4 separate regions of the Homo sapiens genome follow, and all the other regions are linked to region 2. The links are chromatin loops, found by intact Hi-C in ENCODE. Cell type or tissue: heart left ventricle. All regions are shown on one strand. Links, peaks and the distances in the headings refer to the core of each region. The heading gives the core; the rest is flanking DNA. Region 1 overlaps BASP1-AS1 (BASP1 antisense RNA 1). Region 2 overlaps RETREG1 (reticulophagy regulator 1). Region 3 overlaps BASP1-AS1 (BASP1 antisense RNA 1). Region 4 overlaps RETREG1 (reticulophagy regulator 1).

Evidence for each region. A loop is a pair of places that touch in the nucleus more often than their neighbours do. Peaks named below come from ENCODE experiments on the same cell type or tissue, not always from the same donor. Only the 100,000 strongest peaks of a DNase experiment are listed, where the experiment ranks them.
Region 1: a loop joins it to region 2, with 5 times the contacts of the local background. A loop is called at or near these places in 45 of 110 quality-filtered maps.
Region 3: it touches region 2 in a loop (5-fold over the local background); 50 of 110 quality-filtered maps call a loop at or near these places.
Region 4: a loop joins it to region 2, with 8 times the contacts of the local background. A loop is called at or near these places in 79 of 110 quality-filtered maps.

Annotation. Positions count from the first base shown.
Region 1 is chr5:17,200,583-17,206,304 of GRCh38, reverse strand. All of the region lies in intron 1 of BASP1-AS1 (BASP1 antisense RNA 1), which reads left to right. It also overlaps the pseudogene DCAF13P2. Among named protein-coding and RNA genes, the nearest start is that of BASP1-AS1, 14 kb to the left of the region's middle. RefSeq lists a silencer at 2,749-2,828. In heart left ventricle, for the core only: a CTCF peak has its summit at 2,776 (motif pointing right); no DNase peak of the experiment used is centred there; H3K27me3 peaks cover 3,015 bases.
Region 2 is chr5:16,486,145-16,491,866 of GRCh38, reverse strand. The region is part of intron 3 of RETREG1 (reticulophagy regulator 1); the gene reads left to right. Among named protein-coding and RNA genes, the nearest start is that of ZNF622, 23 kb to the right of the region's middle. In heart left ventricle, for the core only: a CTCF peak has its summit at 2,472; no DNase peak of the experiment used is centred there; H3K27ac peaks cover 1,068 bases.
Region 3 is chr5:17,187,295-17,193,016 of GRCh38, reverse strand. The region is part of intron 1 of BASP1-AS1 (BASP1 antisense RNA 1); the gene reads left to right. Among named protein-coding and RNA genes, the nearest start is that of BASP1-AS1, 27 kb to the left of the region's middle. RefSeq lists a silencer at 2,443-2,737. In heart left ventricle, for the core only: CTCF peaks have their summits at 2,354 (motif pointing right), 3,191 and 3,399 (motif pointing right); a DNase peak (open chromatin) is centred at 3,416.
Region 4 is chr5:16,545,008-16,550,626 of GRCh38, reverse strand. All of the region lies in intron 3 of RETREG1 (reticulophagy regulator 1), which reads left to right. Among named protein-coding and RNA genes, the nearest start is that of RETREG1-AS1, 68 kb to the left of the region's middle. In heart left ventricle, for the core only: a CTCF peak has its summit at 95 (motif pointing right); no DNase peak of the experiment used is centred there; H3K27ac peaks cover 3,782 bases.

The DNA of each region.
Region 1 (5,722 bases), core at 565-4,564, 710 kb before region 2:
TGACACTACCCACCACTGCCACTGTATCAGGATGCAGCCACAGACAATGTGTCAACAAATGGACATGGCTATGTTCCAATAAAACTTTATTTACATAACACCTAGCAGGTCACTCTTGACACAAGGGAAGCAGTTTGCCCATTCCTGATCTGTATCATTAATAATTTGCTTCTGCTAAAATCACTCCTAAACTATAATAATGTGAGTTTGAAGGTTCCTTTCAAATAACTCAAATTGCTTTAATATGTATTATCTTATCTACCTTAGGAAATTATCTGGGAGCAACAAATAAATGGAGAAAAAAGAGTTCTCTAATTTTTTAACATGTCATATACAGAATTTCATGTGAATATTTCCACATTCTCAAATCATTATTTTTTCTTTTCACTAAGGTTAACTCTGTACATTCTTTCATGTATTTAAATACATTTCATTGTTTTTTTCATCCACTCAAAACATTTATGACATAAGGTGATGACATTTGAATTTAATCCCAATTTCCATTAGGAGAGGCTTATACTCCCTTCTGAGGTTTATTTTATTTTAATCTCATGAATTTCACAATATCCTAGTAATTGAAATATAGCTTGAAATATCTGCCAATGTAATCTGGAATTATCTCCTTGTAGAGAAGCAAAATGGGGGGAAGAAAGCAAGTAATGTCAGTCAACTAAAAGGCATAGAGATAAAAGGAAATGAAATAGGAAGCAGAATAAATGCCAGGTTTAGTGCACGACATTTTTCTGAATGGGACATTTTTTAACATTCTACAATATAATACTTTTACCTCATGATATAGGATAGCAGATGAATCCTGGCTAAATGAATAGATGCAGATGTATTTTCAGTTATCTTAGATTAATTCCTGAAGACTGCAGTTTAATAATTCTGAGTCTGAATTTCATTTTTATTATATCACTACATGTTGAGAACCCTTCAAAAGTTTGTCTAGTTCAATTCTAAAATTCAACTGAGGCTGGGCACAGTGGCTCATGCCTGTAATCTCAGCACTTTGGGAGACCGAGGCGGGCAGATCACCTGAGGTCAGGAGATCGAGACCAGCCTGATCAACATGGTGATACCCTGTCTGTACTAAAAATACAAAAATTAGCCAGGCGTGGTAGTGCATACCTGTAGTCCCAGCTACTTGAGAGGCTGAGGCAGGAGAATCACTGGAATCCAGGGGCAGAAGTTGCAGTGAGCAGAGATCGCACCACTGCACTGAAGCCTGGGTGACAGAGCGAGATTCCATCTCAAAAAAAATTAAATTAAATTAAATTCAGTTGAAACAACAATGTTTTGAAAAGCTTTTTAAAACACTCTTTAAAATTTAGAACTGAAAGAAACCATGTCCAAAAATACACAGCCAAGTCCCCTCCCACATTCGGGGTAGGTATTGATAACCAATCAATATCAATCAATCAAAGCATTCTTTCTGTGGCTAAAAAGTATTTCGTAATACTATGCCCCAGATTCTACTGCCAGTTAATCTGATCTCACCCCAAAGCTGATATGTCATTGTCATCTGCACTGTAGTCCAATTTCTTCATGTTATAAATTGAAAATCTAAGACATATTGAGGTTAAAGGATCTTCTCAGTGCCAAAGATGCTGCTCCAGTCAGTTCAACGCCTTTCTGCTTCTGTTTTTGCAATACCAGATTGCCCCTACACCAGGAGGGGATGGGGTGGCCACTATGGCAACATGAATTTTAAACATATGCAAACTAAACATAATTTGAGTCACCTACTAAACACTGGAAACGATTCCTGAGTGCTGGGAATTCAGCAACAAACAGGGCAGACGCAAGGCTTGCAGGCATAAGAGGTAAAAAGAATAAGGTCACTCCAGATAGTGCTTCCTCTCAGGAGGGGCCGCTTTCTAATGAACGCTTGTGGAAGGTGTGTAGGAGGAGGAGAGCTGAGCCATGAGAGCCAGCCCTGCGATCATGAGGAGAGGATGGTAGTGGGTACAGGGTGCCGCTAGTTGAGAGCCACAAAGGCTTGCTGGAAGGAGGCAAGGGCAGCAGTCTGCTGTGTTCAGTGCTGAGAGATAGAGTGGGGTGAGGACCCAGGGGCGCTTTGGGGATGGGAGTGGTGTGTGGCGCTGGCTGGACAGGTTCCAGGGGAGTGGTGGTAACAGATGCCCTGGGCTAAGGTGAGTGGAGGGGAATGGAGACAGTGAACACAGACGAAACTTTCCAGAAGTTTTATTGATTGTGACAGGAAGCAGAGAAATGCAGCATTAGCTAGAGAGAATTTTGGATTAAGGAAAAGGTTTTGTAATGAAGGCTTTTGAGAGCGTGTGTATATGCTGATAGGTATACAAGGGCCAGGGAGCTGAATGTTGGAGGAAGAGGAGCCAGATACAGATGCAAAGTCCTTGAGTCCTTGAGTCCTTGAAAAGGCAAGGTGTGTTTGGGTGCAGGGAATAGAAACAGGAAAGGGATGGGCTTTATAGGAACAGGGGTATTTTGCCTACCTACAGAATGAAGAATGATAGGGAAGAGGGGCTCCCATGTAGGTAGGCTATTAGGTTAAGAGGCTGATGAAGGTGGGATACGTTTCCAAATACTAACTTAGATACACATGTTCTTATGCTATGAGACATAAACTCCAGAATAGTGTGGCTCCTAGTCCATTTCATTCACTGCTGTAAGCTCAGAGCCTAGAACAGAGCGTGGTGACTGTGACATTAGACACTCAATAAGTATGTGTGGAAGCAAAGGCACTGCAGAGCCCTGGTTTTGCCAGTCTGGTTTTCCAAATAACCACAAGGTGGCAGGCTTGTTCAAAAAAAAACAGTATCGCTTACTTGGCTAATTTCTACTGTGTAATAAGTAATAAGCCCAGTATGACTTTTAAGTGAATTTTTTTTTTTCTAGATGGAATCTCGCTCTGCCGCCAGGCTGGACTGAAGTGGCGCAATCTCGGCTCACTGAAACCTCTGCCTCCTGGGTTCAAGCGATTCTCCTGCCTCAGCCTCCCGAGTATCTGGGACTACAGGCACGTGCCACCACGCCCAGCTAATTTTTGTATTTTCAGTAGAGACGGGGTTTCACCAAGTTGGCCAGGATGGTCTTGATCTCTTGACCTTGTGATCCACCCGCCTTGGCCTCCTAAAGTCCTGGGATTACAGGTGTGAGCCACCGCGCCCGGCCAGGATTAGTTCTTTGTTCATCCCAAATGTTTACTTGCTGTCCACATGTGGCAAAAACAGCTTCTTTCCAGTGATGATCAGTCCCAGTGTCCGCCGCCTTCTTAATACCATATGCAAAAGGACTTCCCCTTCTCCATAGCCTGAGCCCTCCAATTCCCACTGCTTCACAGTCCTGTCATCACCAACAGTAAAAAAAAAAGAACTCCCAGCCGGGCGCGGTGGCTCACGCCTGTAATCCCAGCACTTTGGGAGGCGAAGGCAGGCAGATCACGAGCTCAGAAGATCGAGACCCTCCTGGCTAACACGGTTAAACCCCATCTGTGCTAAAAATACAAAAAATTAGCCGGGCGTGGTGGCGGGCGCCTGTAGTCCCAGCTACTCGGGATGGTGAGGCAGGAGAATGGCATGAACCCGGGAGGCAGAGCTTGCAGTGAGCCGAGATCGCGCCACTGCCCTCCAGCCTGGGCGACAGAGCGAGACTCCGTCTCAAAAAAAAAATTAAAAAATAAGAAAAGTCCCACAAAAGTGAGGACATATTCCTCGTACAAAGCCTTCATGTGCTTGTATTGTACGGACACATTTCCGTTGAGTCAGGTTCCAGATTCTAACCTCTCCATCACATGGCCCAGAAAGGACAGGAGCCAGGCTCCTTGGATGCTTTGCCAAGCAATTGACTCCGTCTCAGTGACCATTCAGGGAAAAAGGAATGGTTTTGCAAATACTCTTTCCAGTTTGACAGCATTTAAAGCTCTTAAGTATTCTCGTGGGACCGCAGAAGGATGTAGGGTAGGATCATAGTTTCTGGGAAGTCTGTAAATCCAACTTGCTTTCACAGACATAGTTATCCGGGTTCCAGCTCAGCATCTTCACCTTCCTCTTGGTTGTTCTTCCCGCCAAACTCCACGAGCTTTTCATTCCGGGTTCCTATTTTCTCGTAGAAATGATTTCCCCTGAAAATAACAATACTTACTGCCTCTCAGCTATTTCTTACATTTGGCAAATTTCAAAGTCACATGAGAAATGTAAAACACTAGAGAATCCCCCATATGAAACAGGATCTTCTCTGAGATCACCTAAGGTGTCTGGACTCTTGATTTTAGAATCTGAATTTCATTTGTATAAGTCAGATAAGATTCCATCGGCTGTTTTTGTTTTGCTCTTTTTTTGTTTTTTGTTTTGTTTTGTTTTGTTTTTGTTTTTTTAGACACGGTCTCACTCTGTTGCCAGGCTGGAGTGCAGTGGTGCGATCTCGGCTCACTGCAACCTCCGCCTCCCGGGGTTCAAGTGACTCTCCTGCCTCAGCCTCCTGAGTAGCTGAGACTACAGGCATGCGCCACCACGCCTGGCTAACTTTTGTAATTTTTGGTAGAGACAGAGTTTCACCATGTTGTCCAGGCAGGTCTCCTGACCTCAACCAATCCGCCAGCCTCAGCCTCCCAAAGTGCTGGGATTACAGGCGTGAGCCACCGCACCCAGCCTTAGATTGGCTCTTTTGAAAAGAAATCTCTTGGTGTTTTTCCTTATAGAGAATTTCTTAATATTTTTTTCCCCTAACTACACCCTGGGATATTGAAAATTCAGGTGAAAATTAATTTTTGTTCTTTTTTTAAAATTGGCATATAGGCCGGGGGGTGGTGGCTCACGCCTATATGCCGGGCTCCCAAAGTGGCTCAGCACTTTTGAAGGCTGAGGCGGATGGATCACCTGAGGTCAGGAGTTCAAGACCAGACTGGCCAATATGGTGAAACCCCATCTCTACTAAAAATACAAAAATCAGCTGGGTGTGGTGGTGGGCGCCTATAATCCTAGCTACTCGGGGGGCTGAGGCATGAGAATCGCTTGAACCCAGGAGGCGGAGGTTGCAGTGAGCTGAGACTGCACCACTGCACTGCAGCCTGGATGACAGAGCTAGACTCTGACTCAAAAAAAAAAGTGATATATAGGGTTTGATTCTGATGCTTCTGTGTGATTATGTCCCTGACACTGTATTTTTGTTCTGTTTTGCTTTGCTTGCATTTGAATTAGATAAAATCTATATAGTCTTTTAGGTGTTCAAATCAATTGCTTCCTTTATAGAGTTTGAGAATTGGACGCCATCCTTACCCTGCTTCATTTTCCTCACCAGTAGAGTGGGAGAATAGCAGTATCTATCTGTGGGGGGTTGTATTACCCAAAACATTTGTTGCCCCTCCCTGGTGGAGGACTGTGCTTTCCCCATCCACTGATGTCGCACGTGGCCATGGGATTTGAGATGCCCTTCCAAGTAGTAGGATAAAACCTCCCTGGCCCATTGAGGTCAGGAGGGACCCTGTGACTTGCTTTGGCCATTGAATTGCGGGGAGATGTGATGTGTTTCACGTCTGAACAGAAGTTCAAGAACTAGCTCCTGGCTTGCCATCACTCCTTTCCTTTTGCCAATCTCCACCCACGTACTGCACTTGCTTCCATGACACAGCCCCATGACGGACACAGCATGTGGGCAAGAAGTAAACATGAATGGCTATGAGCCTCTGAGATCTGGGGACTATTTTTTAACTGAGGCATTACTTAGTCCAAGTTAACTG
Region 2 (5,722 bases), core at 678-4,677:
TTCTTTCGTAGAGACAGGGTCTTGCCATGTTGTCTAGGCTGGTCATGAACTCTGGGGATCAAGGGATACTCCCGCCTTTGTCTCCCAAAGTGCTGGGATTACAGGTGTGAGCCACTGTGCCTGGCCCGTATTTCCTAATTAGCTAATTTTGAAGGCATTTTAACTGCCCATTTGCAAGAAAGAACAAAACAAAACTCTTCCCTATAGATGACAGTTGTTTTCTAGATTTTTAATAGGACTTTTTGTCTATTATTTTGTATATTTTTATACATATGAGGGAATGCATGCTAATTATTACCAACACGTAATGTATAGAAACATTCGGATAAGTGAATTAAAAACATGGTGCCACCAAATAACCACTGTTAATTATTTTTGATATTTTCTTCTTTGGATGTTTACTGTTTATATTCATTCAGTATTTTTATGTGCCTCATAGATGTCAAGCTCTGTTAGCTACTGAAGACAGAGCACTGTCCAAGAATTCCTTCATGGGATTTAAAGTCTCATAGGGAGTCAGTGTTACAAATGTCATAAATTAATTGCAATTCATAGTTGCCCTGAAAGAACGTTACCAGATGCGACGGTCGTGGTCGGTAACCAGGAGATCTGCTGTGTTTCAAGCCCTTTTCAGCCTCAGTTTTCTCTTGGGTAAAATGGAGATAACCCTGCCTTGCAGGGTATCGTAATGGGATGGGGTCCTAGGGGGATCATGTGGAGGACATTGGGACAGTGCGGGCAGAGTGCTTAACATAGTGCCTGGCACACAGGGAGAGCTTAGCAGATAGTTGCCATGGTCATGGTTATTATGGGCACGTGTTGTAATTGAAGTTTGTGAAGTTGGGTTCATGATTATGGAATCACTTTGTGGGTACTAATTTAGGAACAGCTGGAGGGGTTCAGAGAGAAAATAAGAATCTAGATGCCTTAGGACCAAGGAGTTTCACCTGGGAACCAAAGCCGCTTTTTAACTATTTTGATTTCTATTTGTGTAGCTTGGCATTTAGGGATCCATAATCCTGCCTGTGGCACTGCCCTAATGTGCTTCCCTACTCATCTTTGCAATGGTCCCCATGTTCCAATCCGGAGAGTGTTTTTTCTGTATCTCGCCCCACATTAGGAGCATTCCCAGTTCTATGCATTACTTCCCTATTCCATTGTGGATTCATTCTGTGACCTTGAACAAGATAGCTAATGTATCTGGGCCTCAACTTTCTCAATCTGTTGAACAGGAATAATAAACAGTAGTTCACTCACAGGTTGGTTGTAAGGATTGAAGTAAGTAGTAAGTTTATAAGATAGTAAGTTTATAAGATGCTGTTCACTACCTGACCCCTGGTGAGTGTTAGCTATTCTTTTTTATGGTGCCTGTAACCCCCTTTATTTGAATTGTTAACAAACTGCCTTTGCTTGATTTATTATATAACCTAATTGCATCTTTCCTTTCTACTACAAATTGCCACCTAAATAAAACTGTCATAGTAATCTGTGTAATCTTATAACTCTTTTTTAATAGTTACGTTTATTCATAATTTAAGATATTTTAAACAATTTTCCATTGCTCCCACTGAAACATGGGACACTTTATTTTGTTTTACAAATGCCAGAAACCAGCTTAAGGCACAAGGGAACTGGCTCCAATTATGGGGGATGTCCATGGGTGGATTTGCTTTGCACCTTGCCTTTTGGGCCCAACAGGACCCAAGAACTCAAACCTGACTATCAGGATTCATTCATATTCTCTCCCTGCCTCCCATATACTTTCTCCCTCCCTCTCTTTTTCCATCTACTCCAGGTTTCCTATCTCTGGTTGGTAATTATCTCCTCAAATCTAAAGCTCAAGAAATATGTGAAAATATTTTAGCTTTGATATATTAAAAATATAATTTTTTGCTTTCAAAAATAACTGAGTTGTAAAAACACTTTTAAGTTCATTAGTATATGCTAAAACATTGTCCTGTAAAATGTACAATAGTGAAAAGATCTTACATTTAACAAGCTCTCCTCATATATCCAATCCCCAACATAGTTTTCAAATTCATGTATCTCCAATAGCCCTAGATACAATTAAATGCCATTTTTTAAAGGTGAGTTTCATGTATCACCAGTGTGTGTAGGCTTTGCATCATTCTTGGGTCACATGTACACTTTAACTTATTGGTTACAGGCTGTGCCTTAGTCAACCCTCAGTCCCAGAGCCAGGAATGGTGACAGTTAATGTACATTCACTGCATATTTATTAAAACGAACAGAAGTTAAATGATAATGAGATAGTATTTCTTCTATGCCAAGATTCATTTTGTTGCAGCATTATTTTTTCTAGTGCTCAAAGATACTATTGGTGAAAGGGATGAAACAGGCTGCTAGCACATGTTCTGTCTTACAGAATTACAATCTATTTTTAAAGAGCACAAGAGTGTCCTATTTCTTAGTCTTACAGAACCCCCTAATGGAGAATACTGTGTGCTGCATTCTGAAACTGCCAGCCAAGTGCATTAGAAATTCCATTATGCAGGCATTAAACTACACAAAGACAAATCTTATAATATTTAAACATTGTTTTGATAACTATATTTTTTAAGGGAACAAAGGTACATGATAATTTAAAAGATACACATAAAAGTAAAATAAGTGAACTGCTTCACATCCCAGTTTGACTGAGTTATTTTGTTCATAACAAAACTCACCACTTTGTATCCTACAGTTGGCGGTTGAATCACTTAAAATCAGTTTGATCCTTTTAAGGTCTGCTTTTTTTTTTTTTTTTTTTTTTTTTTTTTTTTTGAGACAGAATCTCGCTCTGTTGCCCAGGCTGGAGTGCAGTGGCGCTATCTCGGCTCATTGCAGCCCCTGCCTCCTGGGTTCAAGTGATTCTCCTGCCTCAGCCTCCTGAGTAGCTGGGACTACAGGCGCATGCCACCAGGCCTGGCTAATTTTTGTACTTTTAGTAGCGATGGGGTTTCACCGTGTTGGGCAAGATGGTCTCGATCTCCTGATCTCATGATCTGCCCACCTCGGCCTCCCAAAGTGCTGGGATTATAGGCGTGAGCCACCACGCCCGGCCTAAGGTCTGCTTTTAAGACTTGTTAGGACCAGAGCCGCATTTAGTTTAGGACTGATTATTCTCTGCTACTGAGGCAAGACCCTTCTGAGTATTCTACCCATGTCTGTGAATTTTGAAGTTTTTCGGTCTAGTTGGTGGGACTAGGTGTCATTCTTGGCCAAAGACACTGTTCCTTCTAGTCCTTTCTGATGGCTCTTTCCTGGCCTCCGGGCTCCTCACACGCCTGTGCCAGCAAAGCCTCAGCTGAAGACTCCAGGAATCCCCCACATCAGACCTCTCCCTTTATCTCCCTCTGTACTGTGCTCTACTCTCTGGCACTGGGTCCTGCAAACTCTGGCCCCTTGGATCTCCTTTTTGGACCCTCAGCAATGTCTCCTCAACTCAGGGAGTTGCCAGGTGGTACCTGGGTTGCTGCCCCTGCTCCCAGGCCAGGAAACACTCAAGGCAGCGAGCTGGGTGATCACATAACTCCCTTATTGGTTTCTCATCCCTTAGGAGTCACTGTCCTTCCTTGCCTAATGCCCAGAGTTTTGAAAATCGTTGTTGCATAGATTTTCTTTGTTTCAGGTGGGTTGGGTATATCAGCTCCCTCTCACACCGTCTTGCCCAGAAGCAGAAGTCTCCCTCCTCTTTATTTGTAGGACAGGAATTCAGTGTTACTTTATCAAGGGTATTTCTCACAGTGACTCTTAAGGTAAGACACACCTGCCTCAGCATCATCTAGGACACCTGTTAAAATGCAGATTTCTGAGCCTCACCCAGGCCTGCTCCATCTCCATCTCTTCAGTAAGGCCCACACAGCTGCTGCTTAAACAGTGCCCTGGGTGTCTCACAACTACAGCTGCAGGAACTGCATGAAGGGCTTATTTGGCCAGACCTCCCAATGTATATGGTAAATTGTATTCTAATAGGGACAGGGAGGAAGAAAGAAGGGATGTTGGTTTGAAATTCTACTGAGAAGCCAAAGCTCCTTTCTGTGGACAAAGTGAGTTTGCTTATCTAAGGAGCCATCTTTCCATGTTTTATTCCCTTAGAGTTTCACTGGCAGGTAAAACCAGAAATTCTTCAGCTGCTGAAAAAGGACTTTGCCCTGGCTTAGGCTTCTTTGATAAAGAATTGCTTGATTGGAGAATGGCCTTCATCAAAACACCTGACTAGTTTTTCCGTAAGAAGGAAAACTTAACCAGATGGCATCTGCTGGGGCTTTTTTGGGAGTCATTTACAGTTACAGATCCTTGAGCAAAGCCCATTTGATAGATGGCATGGCCATGTAGAGGCTGGGGCTTGTAGTGACTTCTCCCTGGGAACTACTTGAACTGGACTGGCTACGAGGATGGAAAGTTGGGGATGATGGTCATCGGGGGTGACTCTTAAATGGTCTTTATCTTGTGGCTGGAGTGTGTGGTGAGTTCACTCCTTAGTGAAGGCAAGAGTGTGAGAGAAAGCTGGAAGGCTGGCGAGAGGGAGGGGAGATGGATAGAAAGATGAACCAAAGAACCTATTTCCTTTTGAACTTGGAAAGTGCATGGTCTCTCTGAAACTAAGGAGGAAATATTAATAAAGCTACTGGTAATGAATTTTCTCCCTTAGTTGAGCGTCAGTCACAGAAGACTTGTATTGTTTGTTTAGGAACTTAGTACAAACTCAAAATGTTTTGAAGCCTTAGGTATTTTCATTTCCTTTTATGTTAGTTGGGCCTTATGTTGCATGGTGATCAGTGCCAAGGATGGTGGGAAGACAGCTACACACCATGGAAAAGATCTGTTCCCCAAGCCTTGCCCAGCATTCACAGGAGATCTTTTTTCTAGTTATGTGTTTTCCAAATAAGGCTCTCTGGGAAAACCTAGAGTTTCATTACGTAGCAACTCAGCGTGTGTATGTGTGTGTGTGCAGATGACACCTGTGTTAAACATCAACCAACCACTAAGCGTAGATCTTGGTTTCTGCTGAGTATTTGGATTCTGCACATGAAGTGCTCTGTTTTCCTGGAAAGGGTTGGTCCTGCATGATGGCACGTTGGTATTGGTCAATCACACCTCATCTCTTCTGGTTCTAGGAAGGAGTGAGGAACATGAAATGCTCCTTCTCATTCTGAATTGCCATGTGGTCTCTTCAAAGAATATCATTGAATGTATTCACCCTTTGAAGAGGGCACACATTTTAAAGGATCAGAACTGTATTGGAAACCCAGAGTCCTGGCCTTGGGTCTTGGCTCTGCCTCATACTAGCTGCAAAAAGTTGGATTTCACGTTCCTCACCTATAAAATAAGGGAATTTGAAAAGTTGACATCAAATGTCCCGTCTCATGACAAATTATCTAATTCTGTATAACCTAAATTGAACTGTGGTGACATAAATTAATGGTAAACTCACTGGAAGACTATAGAAATGTGAGTTCCTATGGTACTCAGAATTAATCACTGGGCAATTTAAAACTATTGTTAAACTCCCAGGGAGCACCTGTTTTTGGTCCAGAAGAAAAGATGTGGAGTGACATCTTTTTTTCACCCTGGAACTTACATTTTCTTTTTAAATCATATATATTTCGATTAAATTTTATTCAGCCCAATCTGAACATTTATTTTTAATCTCAAACACTTATTACTCTTTACAAACCCATTTGGTTAGATATTATTTTCAGGTTGTACACAATGAATT
Region 3 (5,722 bases), core at 1,203-5,202, 700 kb before region 2:
ATAATGGATCCAAGCCCATCAGGTGAAGGCGCTCAGGAAAGGAAATGTTGACTTTTCCTCAGCTCAAATGTGGGGCAGGGGGGATATTCACCAGTTAGCACTGCATCTCAGGGGGTGGGGTTAGGTGGGAAATTATGCATCCCTGTATTTCAAGGGAGTGGGATTAGGTGCGAGATGAATCACTGTATCATCTCAGGGAGTGGGTTAAGTGTGATTTACATCAGGAGACCTGAACCCGGCCCGCCCATCATCTGAGATGTGCATCCCTGTGCGAGGCTGCAGTGTTAGGTTCCCTGTGTAAGGCTGCAGTGTTAGGCTGCGTGGGTCAGATAGAGTAGTGTCGGTCTCTCCAGAAACAACTTGAGTGAACCCCTGCATGTCCTTTGTGTCATCAAGGCTGATTATCAACTTTGTAATATAAGGAAATTCAAACCAAGTCATGTTAGACCCGTTCTGGCTCTAAATGGCTATCTAAGGGTCTATAAATTTCCTCTGTGAGAGTGAGCATTCCTGAGCATTAGAATGCAATGTCTAGGGAGGCTTTGGAATCCTTCCTCTGAGGTTCTGAACATACGGGCACATTCCCATCTGTCTGGAATAATCATGTACTGTTCTGCACAAAATTAGGAGGATTAACCAGCAGACCCCTTGGGTCCTGTGGTTCCCAAGAGCCTCTCAGCTCTGACCTTCTCACGTGTTCTCTACCACAAACCGAGGCCAGCAGGGAACGAGTTCTGTAACTCAAGAGGGCAAAAGCTCTCCTAAAGCAACAATGTAGTCCTGAGTCCTGATTTCAAAGAAATAACTTAGTGGAGGCACTCTCCAAGTCACACCAGAGAACGTCAAAGTTCAGGGACAAAGTTCTCATATCAGTCCCCAAATGCCAGTCCACAGACAACTGCCAGTTCACAAGAAACTATTCTTTGCTTCGTGGTGAAATGAAAGAAAAGTAAGGACAGATGTGCGTGTGTATGTGTATATACATGCATATTCACATTATACCTTTTACATAAAATATTTTCTCCTGGGAAGAAATGTCCTTGCTTTTAAAATTATGTCTTGTCTTTTGTGTTAAAGCATTCTTTCTTTTATGAACCAGTGATGGTAGGTGATGGTAGCTGATGGTAGCTGTTTCATTATTCCTTTTTTTTTTTTTTTTCAGACGGAGTCTTGCTCCATCGCCCAGGCTGGAGTGCAGTGGCGCAATCCCGGCTCATTGCAACCTCTGCCTCCTGGGTTCAAGCGATTCTCCTGCCTCAGCCTCCTGAATAGCTGGAATTACAGCTGTGCACCACCACGCCCAGCTAATTTTTGTACTTTTAGTAGAGGCGGGGTTTTGGCATGTTGGCCAGGCTAGTCTCAAACTACTGACCTCAGGTGATCCACCCGCCTCGGCCTCCCAAAGTGCCAGGATTACAGGCATGAGCCACTGCACCCAGCCCGTTAGTAGTTTATTTTTAACGCTATTACAGGGAAAAAAGTTTGTTGTTTTTTAAATTGGGCATCTTTCTTTAATCCCCCATTAAAAGCTTTCTTTATTCCTTGGCTTCTTTGTAAAATCTCGAAGTCTGGGAATCTCTGTCATAGCTTTACAGTCACTTTCAAGGAGCTTTCAGAACCCTCCAAAGCTGGGCCCCACGTAAGACAATCCTGGCTCGAATCACTTGACTTTGCCACCCTGCAGACTCCTGAAGCTACAACACCAGGAAGTGAGGTGAGGACTTTCACCTGAACCCCAATTACATCCACAGTGAGAGGGAACATGCGGGCGGCTGGAGAGCCTATCTTCTCTGAATCATCTGGGGATAAAGTCACAGGCAGGAAAGCAACAAGCAGGTGGCCTTTATCTGGGGATTGGCCATTCCTCCCCACATACTTGCCACAAGCCCTCTAGAATGGAATAGATGTCAAACTCTTGCTGAATGAGTTCATATTCCTACCCTGCTTTTAAATGTTTAAGTCATAATCATCTTAGTTTTAAAGCCTCATTATTGCGGTATTTTTAGCATTCTAGTTTTCCAGATACATATATCATGTTACCAACCACAGTTTAAAAGCTCTTATGGCAACTTACTCATGCGCGCATTTTATTCTCTTTAAATTCTCTCCTAAGATGAGGAAAAGGGGGGTGTAGAAAATTTCCTCTGAACAATCAGAGGATTGTACATAGACACAATTTGGTCATGTATTGAAGTGAACCTTAGCTGGGGAAAAATTAAAACCTAACAAGAAACAAAAGAGGAACCTACTGTAGAAAACAATGAGTTTGTTCAAATGCATTCTTAACATTTCTGTGAGTACTAATCAACCATGAGAAACTTGTATAGCATAAAAGTGTCCACTAGGAGGCACTGCAGTCAAAGCACACAGAAATAGACCCAAAACCCTTAATTTATGTAAACTCACGTGTTTTTATTAATATTGTCAATAGTGAACTGTTTTTGCAAAATGAGAGGTCACTATTTTTCAGACCTGATTAGGAAAAATTGCACAAGGCACTTCTTGCTGAAGAAAAAAAATCCATTTTCTGGCAGCAGGAGTTAGCTGACTCGTGGCAATCCAGAGTTGGCCTCTTACTAAGGTCAATATGCATGTGCTCAGGAAACTTGAACCCACACAAGAATGTGAACCAAGACGGTCAGGCCAGAGATAACATGCGGGTCTTGTAAATGTCAAACTTTGCTTCCTCTGCTCAGCTGAAAACATCCTCTTCTCTTTCCCTTATCCTCCTCCCACCCTACCACTCCTGATGATATCCATAAACAAAAAAATTTTAATGACTCGTAGAAGCTTTAAAATAGGAGGACATTTAATTTCATAACGCATCTGCGGTCACAAGCTGACTGCAGCTGAGTGAAGATACAACCTTTAGCAGTGCTCCCTGACTACAGGTCAAGTGGATGCTCTCCTTGTGACTGTAGCAGATGGAGGAGGAAAGGTAAAGGTGAATGCAAGAGGCTAGAAACATACATTGTGATCCCTTTTTTAAAGCCTTTGATTTTTTAAGATTAAACTAACCCATTTTTTTAAGTATATGATTTGTTCATTAAACTACAAATACATGTCTTGGATTGCAAGCTGAAGAGCAACTGAGAGCTAGGAGAGGCATGATAAGACCCAGGAAAGAAACTACAGCAAGGCGCCCTCATGTCGCTTAGAATACAATGCAGGTCCCTGTAGCTCCTGCTCCCTGAGCCTCCTGGCACGCCTGTTAAACAACCACTGCCTTATTCACGCAGAGAACTTGCCATGCTGGGGTCGCCCAGGGAAAGTGAAGTTTTGGTCAGTGTTTTGGGTTGAATTGTATGTCTTCTCCGAAAAAATATGTTGAAGTCCTAACCCCTCTTTACATGCCAATGTGACATTATTGGAAGGAGGGTCTTTGCAGTTGTCCTCAAGTTAAACTTCGGCCACTAGGTGGCGCTCATCCAATGTGACTGCTGTCTTTATAAGGAGAGGAGATTTGAACACTGAGATGCAGAGACAGAACGCGGTGGGACGACAGAGGGAGAGAGGGGGGTGATGCGTCCACTAGCCAAGGAACACCAAGGACTGTTAGCAGCTGGGAGAGATGGAAGGAGCTCCGGAAGAAACCAGGCCTGCCCACACCTTGATTTCAGACTCCTGTTCTCCAGAATTGGAGAAAATAGATCTCTTGTTTTAGGTCACCCAGTTTGTAGTCCTTCATTATGGCAGCCCTAGGAAACTCATGACCAAATCTGGAAAAAGTAGGCCGGGCACGGAGGTTCACGCCTGTAATCCCAGCACTTTGGAAGGCCAAGGTGGGTGGATCACCTGAGGTCAGGAGTTCGAGACCAGCCTGGGCAACATGGCAAAACCCCGTCTCTACTAAAAATACAGAAATTAGCTGGGTGTGGTGGCGGGCGCCTGTAATCCCAGCTACTCAGAGCCTGAGACAGGAGAATCACTTGAACCCAGGAGACGGAGGTGGCAGTGAGCCAAGATCGTGCCACTGCACTCCAGCCTGCACAACAGAGCAAAACTCCATCTCAAAAAAAAAAAAAAAATGGAAAAAGTAGAATGGAATTCTGGGAATGATAATCAAGAGAGGTTCAACTGCTGAAGCACGAAGTTTTAAGGCTTTTTTTTTCTGTGTCTTCTCCTTTTCTTCCCTATTTTCCGGTCTACTCAACCCCGATATTCCAATTTCTCAATATGAAATATTATTTTTAGTTATCTTTAAACGCACAGCTGTTGGTGATTTCTGGAGACATGCCCATTTTTTCCAGTCCATTTTGTAGATCTCCTCAAATACCTAAAAACTTCACAGTCCAGTTGGCATTTTTAAAGCACTTTGCTCCTTTGAGTTGCTCAAATTATTTGACATAAATGTTCCCTTATTCATGTCAGTTTAAAGGAAAAGATAAGTACAGATCTTATTTTAAACCTCAGGAAATATACAGCAAAGTTAAGCATCTTATAGTAAATCACGTTGCCTTTCAGCGAGTGAGCAGAGCCTGGTGGACGGACTCCCAACTGCCTGTATAGTCTTTTTAAAGTATTATACAATTATATTTTATTCTTTATTACCCACCTACAAGACAAGAATGAATAAATCCTCCAAAATGGTGGTCACTCAAGAGTTGCCTTTTGGGGACCTTTCTCTTTTTTTTGATAGAAATGCCTCTGATATTTTGAGAATTCATAAAATCTCAAACAAAATGGAGCGAGTACCTTGTCATGTTCTAATTCTCCAGTAACCACAAGAATCTTCCTTCCTCTCCATTCCATTCTGAGAAAGAGCCACTTCACCTCTCAGAATGATGGGAAAGATAAGGCACAAGCCAAGCCAAATCTTCTCCCCCAAATTCCCTGGCTCTACACGTCCCTGGGACAGGAAGGTCTCAGCTCGCTGACTTGGGCATCCTCTGTGTGCCACAGGTGGGGGATCACCATAGAGAGCCCTCGGTCGGACTCCCTCTGCCCCTGGCATTCTGCCTCCCAAAGTTAAGTGTCATCTTAAAGATGGAGCCACACCAGGGAAAATTCCCTTATCCTTGCTGTGTTTCAGCAGAAGTGAAACAGACTGGAATTTCCAAAGCTACTAAAGAAAGGAGAAAGGGAAATCAAAGAACATCAAGAAAATTTAACAAGCCTAAAACTCAGAAGCACAGAAACATGGCTGAGCGTGTCCACCGCTCACAGGCCCTGTGCCACCCCTCCTCCAAGCTCACGGGCTTGGTTCACATGATCAAGACCACCCTGTGGCTTCCTTGCTTCCCAGCTACAGAGTCATGGCCACTGAAAAGTGCCACCTCACCTCCCTGCCAAGTCTGTGTCCTAGACAACTAACTCCCTGGATCAGGGGCATTACTGAACTAAGACCAAATCTCCAGATGAGAGAGAGATTATCAGATTCTTCACATGCGATCCAGCTTGTGGGAATGCGGGTGGGGTATAGGAAGTGGTTCAGCCCCATATGGATCCTTATAATGGAAGAATTATGAAAAATATAACCACAGAATAAACATGACAGTCACACAAGATGAGTCAGGTACACACCACAAACTGTGTAGGTCTCAGTGAAAGTAGACTATCTGGCTGAGGTTGGAGGGTCCTAGGCTAGTGCTACGGGGAGACAAGGACATGGTAGACAGGAAGGAGGTGACCCAGGCAGGGAGAAGGAGCAGATAGATTAGGAGGTTGTTGCCAGAAAGTGGGGCAGGCCTGTGGTAGAAATGCATGCCCCAGAGTTAAGGAA
Region 4 (5,619 bases), core at 1-4,000, 59 kb before region 2:
TGAAGGGGAAGAAGCATGCAGCAGGGCTGGATGGCTTTTGTCCACCAGGCAGTGTTTTCTGCATGCAGCCTGGCAGCTTGCAGTAGAGTCTGATCTGCCACAAGGGGGCAGAGTTATGTCTGGGGGACAGGTGGACTGGCAGATGATGGGCGTGGCTCATCATCCATAAATATTGGAAAATTGACGATAGCATTAAGTAACTGCAGATGCTGTAATGGCAGCTGGGGAAGTTGAATTCTAGGCACCATCAGTACCTCCAGCAGTGAGAGCATTGCTTCTAAGGGAGGAACCCAAGAATGTGCCCTTAATTTGACATTTAAATCATATTTCCTTTAACGCTTTTTTTTTTTTAAATTTTAAAGAGGAGGGACTATGCAGAAGGAAGGAAGTCGACATTATTATTTAGAGGTATTTGGCAAAAAGAGGAAAAGATACATGGTGTAGTATCCTCACTGGGGTGTCATGGTGTAGTATCCTCACTGGGGTGTATTGCATTATTACTCACGTGCTGTTTATTAGTTCTGTTGAAGGTTATTCTTACTTGTGCCTGTTTTTAATACCTGAACAACTGGGAGAGAGGACTTATAATCCTGCAGTCATTTGGCTTGTATTCTTGGAGAGTATTTTTAAACTATAACATTCAGAGCCATCTCATGTCACTTTAACGCCCGAGCAGTACTTTCACTATTTACTTCTCCTGGACTACAGACCTCAGATTTTGCATCATATTTTCACGAACACAGAAAATACATGTTCTAGATTGTTTTTGATGTTTTCCTTATTTTGGGGGGCCAGTTATTACAATCTTTATTAAAATGAGTGATATTTTCAATCATGACTCAGGAGTCATCTGCTGTGGCACGAAAACTGAATTCCATAGCTTATTAAGCTGAACATCCTCAAGTCAGAACTGCTGTTTATGTTGAATAAATTGCACATTTAAATACTTTTGTTCCCCTGGGGCTAAGTTTGGATGAAATAATCTTGCTTCCAAGGGATTTTAATGGATGTATCATGCTTGGAATATATAATGAAGACTCAGTAATTGAGAGAATGTCTAAATGGAACAGAAACTTTATTTTTAAATTGAGAAATAGGCCTGAAACTGATCTAGGGGGTCAAAGTAGGACTATCCCAAGTTTTTATTAAACAGGAATAGAAAAGCCCACCTTTCTCCACAGTTTTACTTATATTAATATATGAGCGGTTCAATAAATACATAGGTGATTGAGATGGACCATTTCTACTTCCCTAGTGGAAATAGGGGGGGAAGTGATCCCAGTTTGAGGAGTTTGTTTGTGCTCTCTGTGTAGAGCACTTAGAAAGTTAGCTACACATTGCTTATAAATTCGTCTTGTTCTTTGATGAAGGCATGACAGTCCTCCAACAGTGAAGGAATACACAGCTTGTAATAAATGAATTTCCTCAAGCTGGTTAGAATATGGGATCGATAATTTTATCAGTATCAGAAAGGTAGCTAAATTCAAGAGAAAGCTTTTCCTCTAAATACTGCCAACTGATTTCTGGAATAGAAAAAAAGCTCTTCTCTGGCAAGCAAGTGATTTTGAGAAATAGGGTGAGGCCAGTGAGAAGATGATGAGGCTGCTTGGACAGGGCTTTCAGCTCTGCTACTGTGTCAGTGACACTGCTGGTACTCACCACCTAGATTTTGCATGGCCTCTTGGCCTGGGATTCTCTTGATTTTAGTCTGCTCAGGCAGCCGTAACAGAATACCATAGATTGGGTGGCTTAAATAACAGATATTTATTTCTCACAGTTCTGCTAAGCAGTCCTGCTCACGCTCCCCTCACCACCCTGGTGTCTGATTGATTATGGCTCCTCATTTATGTTATAGAAGGAGAGAATCCAGACAAAATAGTAAGGTGTATCTGTTTAAAATATTTTCAGTCAAGAAGGTTATAACAGTATTCTCAAGATCCTTTACATTTTTCTTAATCAGCTGTTCATGGGAAACCAAACAGAAACCACATTAATAATGAATACATTATGACTCCCTCATTTGTTGTACTTTTCTTTTTATTGTGTAAGGACTGAGTATGGCCAGGTATGGCTAGGTTACAGTAAACAAGCATAAAATCTCGGTGTCATACAATGCACATTTATTTCTTGCTTATGTTTCTGTGGATCAACTGGGGTTCAGCTGGTTTAGGCTGGACTTGGCTTTAAGATTTGGGTTGCATCCAAGCTTACTCCACAGTCTTTCAGCCTCATTGGACCAGAGGCTACTTAAAGTGTGTTATTCTCATGGACAAAGGCAGGAGGGGCATAAGAGCACAAACCCAGTAACTCAGGTACATTTCACGCCTCCACCTGCTGATAACCAGGAGGCCTAAGCAAGTCACATGGCCAAGTCCAAAGCCAAGAAGGGAAAAATACCTTTGGCCACACAAGGCCATGGTGAGAGTATGGACGTATAACACTACTATAAGAGAGTAAAGAAATGAGTCTTATAATTTAATCTGATATGAATTTTTTTACATTATTAGGTAGGAATTCTTTATTTCATAGAGTTGTGTGTTTTTATTTTGTATTTAGTGTCTTTCAAAGCTCTTGAGAATAGTTTTTGATGTGTAGATATATATATATTTATGTACTTATAGGATATAAGCTTATAAGTCCAATCTCCCCATTTATTTTTAAAGATGGCTACTTTAAATACGTTCTTCTAACCCTCAGTGTTTTGTTGGTGTTGCTTGAATTTTTTTTACCATAATTATTAATTTTATCCAGCATTAATTTCAAAGAATGTACTCAATACCTGATTATTTCTCCCTCTTTCAAAACCAGAACAGTTTTACCCACTAATAACATCAGATTATAAAATTGTTGGCAGATTTGACGTTAAAATGTTATATGTGTGCGTGTTCACATATTCAGAGCTAAAGGGGTTTGTAAAACCTGCCGTTACATGACTGAACACATCATGTACCTTTATATTTATAGAAGGGCCTCATTGTACACATTGAAAGGGGAACTTGGAAGAATCAGATATATTCTTTGGCAAAGTCTCACGCCTGTTTCTGCAGCCTAAATCAATGCTACTGAAACATAAGTTATTTATTTTTGGGCCATAAATTAAATTCCCATTGTTGCTAATACTCATGGTTTTCAACAAAAGTTAAGAGCGCCAACAGTTCCAGGCTCTGCGGGAAGATGGTTGAAAGGGAATGTGGAATGTACCAAAGGTTTTATTTTTATTTGGAAGAAACCAAATACCCCTGTTTTCTGTTCAGGAGTTCATTAGTCATCTATGTTTTCCTCGGATAAAATAGCTCTTATCTTGGGCCTGACTCTGAAATTCTTCCCTTGAATTTCTTGTGATATTTGTAATGGTATGAAACACTTTGGTTGTGAGTAGAGAAAGGAGGTGACACTTTCCACAGTCACCCTGTCGGTCTCTGACAAAGCTGCTGTTTTAGATTCCTGCTTAAACTTTGGGGCCACCTTCCCTGTGGGTGTCTTGAGCTGTAGACTTCCATTGTTTATTAAATACCTGCTCTGCAGAAGGCAGACCCTGCCGGACCTATAGAACGGTCCCTCGCATTGTGTCAAGATTTTGTTGTATTTCCGTTGATGTCAGAACATGGGGAAAAGGTCTCTGATATCAGAGAGGTGGTAGAAATAACAAGAGAGTTGTCCATGGTTGGGCTTTGAAGCTGTGGAATTCACCTTTGAAGTAACTCTAAAGAGATTCTGTTGCTATTTGCTCTACATAAAGAGAGAGTCTGTGCCACCAGAATAAAAATAGCTGTAAGTATTACATCATCATCAGAAGTTTTCATTGGTTCATCAGGCCATGAAGGGAACAAGTCCATGGTGATATTTAGATAGATTTCTGTTTTGCTCATTGAAATGATGATTTTAAGACAAAGCAGGAAAAAAGGTAGGAGGGGGAGGGATGACTGAAGAAGGCCACCACATTTATTTTGTACACACTGATTAATATTTCAAAATTGGAATCTGGCACCAATTTTTATTTGTATTTAATCAGCACCCTATTTTATTCCTGTTTTCTAACCACCTGTTATAAGCATGTGTCTCCTATTTCTACTATCACAGCATCTTTGGGGCAACATGTTGCTTCTAATGACTTACTCTTTTCTAAAGTCAGACATTTATCTCAATAATATAAAATTTTGGCCCAGTGCATTGGCTCGTGCCTGTAATCCCAGCACTTTGGGAGGCCAAGGCAGGAGGATGGCTTGAGGCCAGGAGTCCCAGACCAGCCTGGGCAACATAGCAAGGCCAAGTTGCTACAAAAAACGAAAAATTAGCTGGGCATGGTGGTACACCGCCTGTGGTTCCAGCTGCTTGGGAGGCTGGGGTGGGAGGATCACTCAAGCCCAGGAATTTGAGGCTGCAGTGAGCTGTGTTTATGTCAGTGTACTCCAGCCTAGGCAACAGAGACAGACCCTGTGTAAGAAAAAAAAAAGATATAAAATTTCAAGATTTGTGCAGTGGAAAAACAGATAGACCAAAGGAAATTGTTTTCTTTTTCATGTTTGTTTCTTTCTTGGGATTTCAATCATTGTATCTCACCTCTTTGCTTTATATGACTGGTGCAGGCATAAAATCGGGATTCTCTCATGGAAAGGGAAAGGGTTTAGCTCACATCTGCACGGCATGCTGCCTCTTGTAACCCAGCACTGCCTCCCATCCAGCATGCCTTCTCCTTCCCTAGCTACCTAGAGTGACTGTGCTCAGTGCCCTGGAGGAGAAGCATCCTGGACACATGGAACGGTGGCTCTGAAGAGCTAATTTACCCTTCTTTCTGAGGAAGCTTCTGTGCTGACAACAGACAGAAATGCCCTCGGTCTAGCATCAACAAAGGAGGAATTATTATTTGGACTTGGGGCATCTTATGGAAGCTGAGAGAAAGAAATGCTAGGAACAGGAACCAAGACGTTCCCAGGAACAGAAGCAACTTAAAGCCTCCTAGGAATCAAAGGAAGCTGACAGGGAGCTTGGAGTCAAGTGAGGGGCACCCAGGGAAGGGGAGGATAGTGGATGCTGCTGCTGCTGCTGCTGCTAAACTGTGAATTAACTGTCCTCTCTTAGTGCTTAGTATTTGCCAGGCACTGTGCTGAATGCTTTCTGCGTATTACCTAATTTATCCTCAAGACAATTCCATGAGGCAGGAATTAGCAGCCCCCTTTCAAAGACAAGGACACCAAAGCTTCCTTAAGGGACTTGGCCAGACTGATGGGTTTCACTCCTGCCTCTCTCCCCCTCTAACACCAATGGGCTTCACCTCAGCATTCTACCATATCCCATATCAAACAGTGCATATCTTTCCCCAGCTCATAGCTTCTTAAACAGTATTTAGGAAAATAAAGGTATGGTTAGGAATTTCAAACAAGAATTTTAAAATGTTTTCATCACATTGCAAGAATGAGGAAGCAAGCAGAATTTGAGGATTGGAGCTGGAAGAGCTTGTAGGGGAACCCGAGCTGGAAGTAGCCCTGATTCACAGGACTCTCCACATACTGGAGAGGTGAGCTGTGCTTTTGCAATTGAAATGTGTTGCTTTGCTGTTATTCAAAGCTTATTTTTAATTGATTTGAAGCCTGCTTTCCTCTCAAAATAAGGCTGTATTTT